Regions from separate parts of the Homo sapiens genome. Here region 2 is linked to region 1. A link is a contact called in ENCODE Hi-C or POLR2A ChIA-PET data. All regions are on one chromosome and are shown on one strand. Each heading gives the region's core, a stretch centred on a gene start or an enhancer-like site at or near the end of the contact. The rest is flanking DNA. Distances are from core to core; before and after follow the strand shown.

The links. Hi-C counts contacts between places; a loop is a spot of excess contacts on that map. ChIA-PET counts read pairs that join two places held with the same protein, here RNA polymerase II (POLR2A). Pooled maps may share reads with other maps.
Region 2: a loop to region 1 is called in a pooled map, with 1.9 times the contacts of the local background. The contact joins two enhancer-like sites. A Hi-C loop is called at or near these places in 2 of 50 pooled maps. POLR2A ChIA-PET finds 5 or more read pairs at or near these places in 2 of 52 experiments (GM12878 and WTC11).

Annotation. Positions count from the first base shown.
Region 1 is chr10:13,829,698-13,834,206 of GRCh38, reverse strand. The region is part of intron 3 of FRMD4A (FERM domain containing 4A); the gene reads left to right. Among named protein-coding and RNA genes, the nearest start is that of FRMD4A-AS2, 160 kb to the left of the region's middle. Within about 2 kb of position 2,251, at least 7 of the 41 ENCODE cell types and tissues checked have a DNase peak (open chromatin) inside an H3K27ac peak, as active enhancers do.
Region 2 is chr10:13,985,586-13,990,094 of GRCh38, reverse strand. The region is part of intron 2 of FRMD4A (FERM domain containing 4A); the gene reads left to right. Among named protein-coding and RNA genes, the nearest start is that of FRMD4A-AS2, 3.7 kb to the left of the region's middle. Within about 2 kb of position 2,459, at least 2 of the 41 ENCODE cell types and tissues checked have a DNase peak (open chromatin) inside an H3K27ac peak, as active enhancers do.

The DNA.
Region 1 (4,509 bases), core at 1,002-3,501:
CTGCAACCTCCACCTCCCAAGTTCAAGCGATTCTCCTGCCTCAGCCTCCCAAGTAGCTGGAATTACAGTCACCCACCACCGTGCCCAGCTAATTTTTATATTTTTAGTAGAGACAGGGTTTCGCCATGTTGGCCAGGCTGGTTTTGTACTCCTGATCTCAGGTGATCCACCCACCTCCCCCGTGGCCTCCCAAAGTCCTGGGATTACAGGCGTGAGCCACTGCGCCTGGCCTGCTTGGTGTTTTTCAAATCAGCTTACACATTCCCAAGGAGGAGGACATGTCTCCTTCTGCACCCACTTTGGACTTAACTTTTAAGCGCCCAGACCCTGCCTCTGGGTCAGACTACCTGGCTTTGAGGCCCAGCTCCACTATGTCATAGCCGGGTGACCTTTAATATGGGAATGATCATAACAATAACATCTGCCTCATAGTGTTGTTGAGATGATTAACTGCAATTCTGTATAGATTAGTGGGCTCTTGTAAAGACTTACGAGATGCTAGGCATTGTTCTAAGGGCTTTCTCTGTTAGAAGGCTTTTGATCCTCACAACGCTCCAATGAAGCAGGTACTGATATTGTATTGACAGGTTCATTTAACCTGCCTGAAGCCACACAGTCAGTAAGGAGCTCCCAAATCTGGGCCCTTAACCACCGGGCACAGGGCAGATGCCCCATGAATGTCAGGAGTTATGTGGCCACTCTGTGAGCTCCTGAAGGTTGGTGATATGGTTTGGCTGTGTTCCCACCCAAATCTCACCTTGAATTGTAATAATTCCCATGTGTCAAGGACAGGGACAGGTGGAGATAATTGCATCCTGGGGACGGTTTCCCCCATACTGTTCTCATGGTAGTAAGTAAATCTCATGAGATCTGATGGTTTTATAAATGGGAGTTCCCCTGCACAAGCTCTCTCTTGCCTGCCACCATGTAAGACTTCTCTTGCTCTTCCACCATGATTGTGAGGCCTCCCCAGCCATATGGAACTGTGAGTCCATTAAACCTCTTTTTCTTTATAAATTACCCAGTCTCAGGTATGTCTTTATTGGCAATGTGAGAACAGTCTAATACAGTCAGGGACCATGGCTTCCTATGGCAGATCCATGGCACCCATCACCCTACCCAGCACGAGTGGGTGCTCGATAAATACTGTTCTGAATCCAGGGAGACATATGTGTGAAGGCAGACTGTACACGGAAAGGCATCAGCATTCTAATTACATCGCAAATATGCATTTCCCCACAACACAGTGATTCTTTCCAGATGCTCATTCCTAGTTGCACTCATTAGAATCAACCGATTCCCACTTTAGGAGGCTGAGGTGGGAGGATTGCTTGAGGCTAGGAGTTCAAGACCAGTCTGGGCAACATAGCAAGACCCTGTCTCTATAAAAAATTTAAAAATTAGCCGGGTGTGGTGGCATTCACCTCTAGTCCCAGCTACTTCGGAGGCTGAGGTGGGAGGATCACTCCCACCTACCCCCTGGCCTGCAGGCCTCACCCTCTAGTCCCCTAGGGGTGTGCTTGGAGATCTAGGCCATTCCCAGCTTCCTAGCAGGATCCCAAGAGTTCAAGGTTGCTGTGAGCTATAATTGTACCACTGTACTTCAGCCTGAGTGACAGAGTGAGACCCTTTCTCTAAATAAAGAAAAAGAAAAAAGAATCCACAGATTCCTCGACCCACCCAAGACCAATCAAGTCGGAATCCCGAGGGTGCCCCAGGCATCTCTGGCTTTTTAAACTGCCCCGCTGATTCTAATGTGCTCGCAAGGCTGAAATCACTAATTTAGAAGATCCAGGTGACATTTCCGCACAGACCTCCTGCTTCCTGTTCTGAAACCTCTCACTCTGGACGAAGCACGAGGGTCTGTTTGGAGGAAGGAATCCTAAGAGGGCAGTGGACAATCCTTGATGCTGGTATTGCTGTGGACACACGGGAAAGGCACTTCAATCAAGCAGCTAGAAAGGACAGCTTGGGATGCAGCTTGGAAGAGTGGCCGAGAGGGAGCAGCCGAAAGCAGGCAGGAAAAGCAGTGTCTGAGTTCACCCCCGGTGAGCTGGGCCGGCAACTCGGTTCTCTTGGTGTAATTCATTGGTTCTGCTGGTGTAATTGATCATCAGAGCCCACCTCACTCATGCACATTAGAATGGAAGTCCAGGCCAGGGTTTTCATTTTGCTTTTGTTCTGTTTGATTTTTCCCTCCACTCTGACAGAGGAAGTGAAAGTCTTGAAGATTACGTGCCAGCAGGAGATTGCTGTTGTTTGGCTAAAAAAGCCCTGAGCTCTTGGCCTGGATGAATTCTGATAGAGGCAGGAGTCCACCCAGCACTGTCTCCATTTTGGAGTAGCTCAGCCTCTCCCCCGGTGAATGCCTGGGTGTTCCCAGACAATGGCAACTGGGAGATCTCCTACCCAAAAAGGAAGCAGGATAAGGATGTAATGAGGATGTTGTTAAGAGGTTGGCATGGGGAAGGGAAATGCACAGTGGACGTGTGGAAGGAATTAACAAGCAGTAAGTAATAATTATGTGTCAAGAACTGAGTTACATGTCCCATACACCATCTTATTTAACTCCATGGTGTCCAGAAAGTTGGAGATATGATGTCCACTTTACAGAAAAGAAGCTGAAACTCTGGGAAGTGAAGCTACTGGGTCCTGATCCCACAACAGTTCAGAAAACCTTAATGCCAGTCCAAGTCTGTGACTTCAAAGCCTTCTTGTTTCCTAACAGCAATCTTAAGTTCTTATTTTATTTGTTTTAGAGACAGGACCTTGCTCTGTCACCTAGGGTAGAGTGCAGTGGTGCAATCATAGCTCACTGCAGGCCTCAAACTCCTACGCTCAAGCAATCCTCCTGCCTCAACTTCCCAAAGTGCTGAGACCTCAGGTATACACCACCATACCTGGCCAATCCTGGGATCTTCAGGCTGGGATTTGATGCCCAGGTCCCCAGATGAAGACCGGTAAAGTTGATGTCATCCAAAGAAGGTCAGAGGCATTGCGTTTGGTCTAAAACTCCACAGGGACTGTAGAAGTGAGCGTCCTGCCTCTCTGTGTGTGTGTGCCTCTTTGTCTAGCTAAGAAGTGTCAGGTCTGGAGTGATTTCTAAAAAGCAAAATTGGCCAGGCATGGTGGCTCACACCTATAATCCTAGCACTTTGGGAGGCCAAGGCAGGTGGATCACTTGAGGTCAGGAGCTCAAGACCAGCCTGGCCAACATGGCAAAACCCTGTCTCTACCAAAAATACAAAAATTAGCCAGGCCTGGTGGTGGGTGCCTGTAATCCCAGCTACTTGGGAGGCTGAGGCATGAGAATCACTTGAACCCGGGAGGCAGAGGTTGCAGTGAGCCGAGAATGTGCCATTGAACTCCTGCCTGGGTGACAGAGCGAGACTCTGTCTCTAATAATAATAAGCAAAACTTATGACACCAAGTACTCCTGTGCACACATACACACACACAGGGATGCTGCGTGACATGGAACATGAACATACATGGTCAGGCTTCCCATTTCTCTACACCTCCCGCTTTGCTTTCTCTGGTAAGTAGGGCAAGGCCTCCCATAAAGCCTTCAATGGCAATGCTGGGGTTACATTAACGTGTCGCCTTGTGCTGGTTCTGCAGGGGGCAGCACTGGTTAAAGGGAGCCACTGGAAGTGGGCTATGGATCCCACCTTCTCTGTTAAAACCATAGAACTCTGTGGCCCACAGTCAGGACAAGAACCTTGACCTCTCATCTTGGCTCAGGGCTCATTCAGAGTCTATAGTTTGGCTTTGGAGAAGCTCTGGGAGAAAGATGCATGCTTGCTGTTTTTTCACCTTCTTGTTCTAACGCTGTCGCCTTCCCAATTCCTTGACTCCTTCTGGAGTCTGTCAGAGGGGCTGGAAAAGCAGCAGCCCAGACAACAAAATCTCTTTTGTGCCTGTGACCTGGATGGTAGTGACCCTTCCTCCTGCAAATGGAGGGAAGGAGGGCCGAGGAGGGACAGCGCCCTGCCCGATGGATGCTCTGCCTGGCAGTCAGTGACACTTGTGGCAGTGAGGTCATGGCCTTAGATGATTTCTCTCTCTGCAGACTGACACACTGTTATGAATGTAAAGCGCGTTATCTCCTCCAGAGAGAACATGTAAGGCTAAGAGAAAGGAAGAGAGAGAGAGAGAGCTAGGGCATGTGGGGAAGCACACAGTCAAATCCCCAGGTGAGGTCACTGCTAGGATCCGATCAGGTGCCAGCGACAGGAAGGGGTCAGAGGTCTTCTGCACTGCATGCAAATCATTTCCTGAAAAGTCTTCAAGGTCAGTGTTTCCAGTGGCCTGGCCAGGCCCCCGATTTATTTTGGTGAAACACTTATGGCAAGAAGAGTCAGGCAGGTGACAGAAGCAAAGATGGGGATCCATGCCTTTCTCCTGGCTCTCCTGAATTCCCACAGATGGGTCTTCCCTGCACATGTTCAGCTCCACTTACTAAGGGTGGTTGGGGCTAAAGGTGATGGACCTAGGCTGCACCCATAT
Region 2 (4,509 bases), core at 1,210-3,709, 160 kb before region 1:
TCCAGGGTTACGCAGCCAGCAGTGGCAGATCCAGGGTTTGAACCCAGGTAGTCTGACTTCAGAAAACTCTCCAGAGCGAATCTAAATGGGGGTCTAACCTAGAGTGAGACCCTTGGAATCCAAGCTGCTGAGAAAAGTGTCCCTTTAGAAAGGAACTCTAGGTCTGGTTGCCAGATTCAGCAAATGAAAATACAGGATGCCCAGTTACATCAAATTTCAATAAACAATGAATCATTCTTTCATCTAAGCATGTTCCATGGAGTTTGTCTGAAATTCAAATGTAACTGGGTGTCCTGTATTTTATCTGGCAACTCTTAACTATAGGGCCACTCCCATCTCTCTGCCCTCTGTCTTGTCTTCCTCTCATCATCAATAGGCTGTCTCCCTGCTTCCATTTCCCCTCTGATGCCCATCTCTGGAACAACTGAGCTGTACCTGTCCATGTATTCTTATTTAAAATCAATTATTGGCTGGGCGCGTTGGCTCACGCCTCTAATCCCAGCACTTTGGGAGGCCAAGGTGGGTGGATCACGAGGTCAAGAGATTGAGATCTTCTTGGCCAACATGGTGAAACCCCATCTCTACTAAAAATACAAAAATTAGTTGGGCGTGGTGGGAGGCTGAGTCAGGAGAATCGCTTGAACCCGGGAGGCGGAAGTTGCAGTGAGCCAAGATGGCGCCACTACACTCCAGCCTGGCGACAGAGCGAGGCGCCGTCTCAAAAAAAAGAAAAAAAAATCAATTACTAATGATCATCTAATATCACCTGAGCATCCATAATATGCCAGGGCTTCTTTGTTCAGAAGAATCAACATGGTAGCCTCTGGGCTGGTAGGTGTTAGGGTGCAACATAATCAAAAACACCAGGACCCCTGATACCCACTCAGAAGCAGGAGCCACTACCGCTAAGACGCAGTGTGGGATGGGAGGTGCCACTAGGGGGCTGGAAGACTGAGACCCCCCTCACCCCTGGTCAACCAGAGCTCTGCTTCTAAGATATTTCTTATGTCCCCACCAAATATTTCATTTGGGAAAAGATTTCCATAATTGACAAAAAAAAAAAGTTACTGAAAATCACTGTCCTAAAGCACACCTTCTCAAGCGTCAGTTTATAATGGAATCATCTGGGGGTTTTACTAAATGCAGATGCAGTCTGCATTCCTCCAAGTTCCCGTGTAGTTGCTGAGGCTGGAGCCTATAAAGGGCATTTTGAGGTCGAGGATCTAAAGTATCCTCTCTGACGTCCATGCTCATAGGTTATTTTTCTTTTTCATCTTTGTTTCAGGTAGGTAGGTAGGTAGGTAGATAGATAGATAGACGGATGGATAGGCAGATAGATCTCTATAGAAATCTACATAGAGATCTCTCTGTTCATCCATCTATCTATCCATCCATCTGTTCAACTATAGAGACCTATCTATCTATCGATCTATCGGTATCTATCCATCGGTATCTATCCACCAATTCATCCATCCATGTACCCATCCATTCATCTATCTATGTATATATGTAGATATCTGTCTATCCATCCATCCATCCATTAATTATCTTTCCCACAGCTATTTTATGCAAACACTTAGACAAAATTAGTAGTGACTGTACAACCCACTCAAAGAGAAACAAAATCCTCCTGGTGGAGGTGATCATAAGAGAGAAAGGAAGGGACTAAACACATTGAAATGTCCCTGTCTGAAAGCATTCCTTTCTTGGGCACTGGGGATACTTAAAAATACAATCCACTCTAAAAGGATCTCTTCCTCTGTGACATCCTACCAAGGTCGAAGAGTCCACTATGAGAATTTCACATTTGCCAAATTGCGAAGTCCTACAGACCTGAGCAGTCCTGGGCCTTAAAAACTCTGTAACTCCTACATGACCAAATGGGAGTCTTTACGGTTGTGTATAATACTAAAGAAGTGTTCTGCATGGATACGAGGCATATTGTAGCCTTTAGATATGAAGTACATTATTTTCACTCCTCTGTTTTGTGTAACTATTAAATAAGTGGGCCTGAGACACTGCTTTTGCCTACTGTCTGATCAGATTTTTTTTATTTTCTAGCGTATATCAAATGTGCTTGTTTCTGTTAAATTGAGAGTCCCCTCTTTTAAAAAAGAAAAACTGAAGTGTTTATTTTTTGGCCACGATGACATTGAGTGCTCCTGGTTTGGAGTGATTTATTTTTTCTCTTCCTTTACAGCTGTGACCTAGTTAATTGTAGGTAGGAAGCAAACTCTGAAATCATTAGACCTTCTGCTTTGCTTAGAAATCTTGTTCTGTTAAATTGTACGATGTCCTCTTTAATAACAGGAAGTCAGGTCTCAGAATCAGCAACATTTGTGTTCTTTGTGCATCGAGTTAAAGAAAAGTAAGTGTGTCCCCTGCAGTTTCCTCGTGGTCGGGGAAGAGAGACGGATGAGTAAATGACCCATGGATGAGTCACTCATTTCTATAACGAGTCAAAATGCTCTGTTGGCCGCAGGTTGTAACCTCTGAATATTCTAGTCTCCCATCCAGAGACAAAGGAGGGAGTGATCAGGGTCTCAGCTTGGCTGCTTGGTTCCTGACGTTGGGCGAACTCAAGTACTGAAATATCACATCATTAAGAAATGACTTTAATGTAGAAATAAATGCATGTTACTAATATTCAGGCTTTTCAAGTCTGTAAGTGGGCCCTCATGGTGGAAGGAGACATCCTGTTACTTTAAACAAAATATTTCTTTTCACGATTTAACTTTTTCATGGGAGGGGTGGGAAAAAGTTGGGTGGAAGTTTCTTAAGAGTCGATTTTCCATTCTGCATATGGGGGAAGGATCGTTTATTAACTCCTTCCATGGGCCAGTTGCTCTGCTGGGGTTTCTATCCCACGATAGTTCAGAGGTAAAGTGGCAGATCTTTCGAAGCCATGTGAAAATATGAAGCTGTAAACATTAAGTACAGTGACGGACACAGCTTGCTTCTATTTCTCTCAATCACCCTAAGTCCAAGAACTAAGGTTGAGCTACGAGCCTAGATCTATGAGATCTGTGAGATCTGAGGGCCTAGATCTATGGCTCTCAAAGTGTAGTCACATAGCCAGAACATCAGCCTCTCCTGGTAACCTGTTTGAAATGCAAATTCCCAGGCCCTACAGACATGTTTTTCCATGCCCTGCAGGTGATTCTCATACAGGTATGAGAACCACTGACCGAAACCCTTAGGTTCCATTGTGAATTGAAGAACTCATCTGCAAGCCACCAAGACCTGGTGATCTAGGGGTCTACAGCAGTGGTTCTTCTCCTTGGCTGTACCCTAGAAACCCTGAGATGCTTCTCAAAAATAACAATACTGAGTCCCTCCCCCAGACCAATAAAATCAGAATCTCTAGGAGCGGGGTGCAGGGAAAAGCTTTTCTTTTTTTTTTTTCCTTATATTTATTTTATTTATTTATTTATTTTTATTATTATTGTTATACTTTAAGTTTTAGGGTACATGTGCACAATGTGCAGGTTAGTTACATATGTATACATGTGCCATGCTGGTGTGCTGCACCCATTAACTCGTCATTTAGCATTAGGTATATCTCCTAATGCTATCCCTCCCCCCTCCCCCCACCCCACAACAGTTCCCAGAGTGTGATGTTCCCCTTCCTGTGTCCATGTGTTCTCATTGTTCAATTCCCATCTATGAGTGAGAACATTTAGCGTTTGGTTTTTTGTCCTTGTGATAGTTTACTGAGAATGATGATTTCCAATTTCATCCATGTCCCTACAAAGGACATGAACTCATCATTTTTTATGGCTGCATAGTATTCCATGGTGTATATGTGCCACATTTTCTTAATCCAGTCTATCATTGTTGGACATTTGGGTTGGTTCCAAGTCTTTGCTATTGTGAATAGTGCCGCAATAAACATACTTTCTTAAAACTTCCCAGGGGACCCCCATGGGCAGCCAGGGCTGACACCCTGGGACCACAGGAAGGGAGGACCCAGGTGGGAGAGGGTTGCTGCCGTGGCTGTAATGTCTACGCCTGTGGAAGGGAGCCTGCAGTCATTGTGCAGAATCCAAGCAGCCCCTAGAAACTCTCAGTTCTAGACAAAAGAGATGACCAAAGCCACGGGTGGCTGCAGTGTCGGGACAGTGGGGCTGGGGAGGGGCTTCGTTTGGAGCCAGTTGGTGCTGTCCTGCCAGATTGCACCTTCTCATCCCTCCCAGCTGCAGGTGTGAAAAGCTGCCAGCCTGCTCAGTTCCTAAATCAGCATCGCCAGGGCTGGCAGACTTCTAGAGGGCGGCTGTACGCTAGTGAGCAGTGTAAACCTGCTCTAAAGCTTGTGTCAAAGGCTTAGGATGGGCCAGGGGCCCTCCTGTGCCCTAGGCTGTGGTTGTTTCTTCCCAAACCCAGGCCAACCCAGTGGGCTTATGCCCTCAGCCTGGACCTGTTCTCTGCTTTCCCGTGGAGACTGGTGCCTGCCAGGGCTGCGACATGGTTCCATGGCTGGCTTTTGCTAACCCTGCTCCCAGCTCAGGG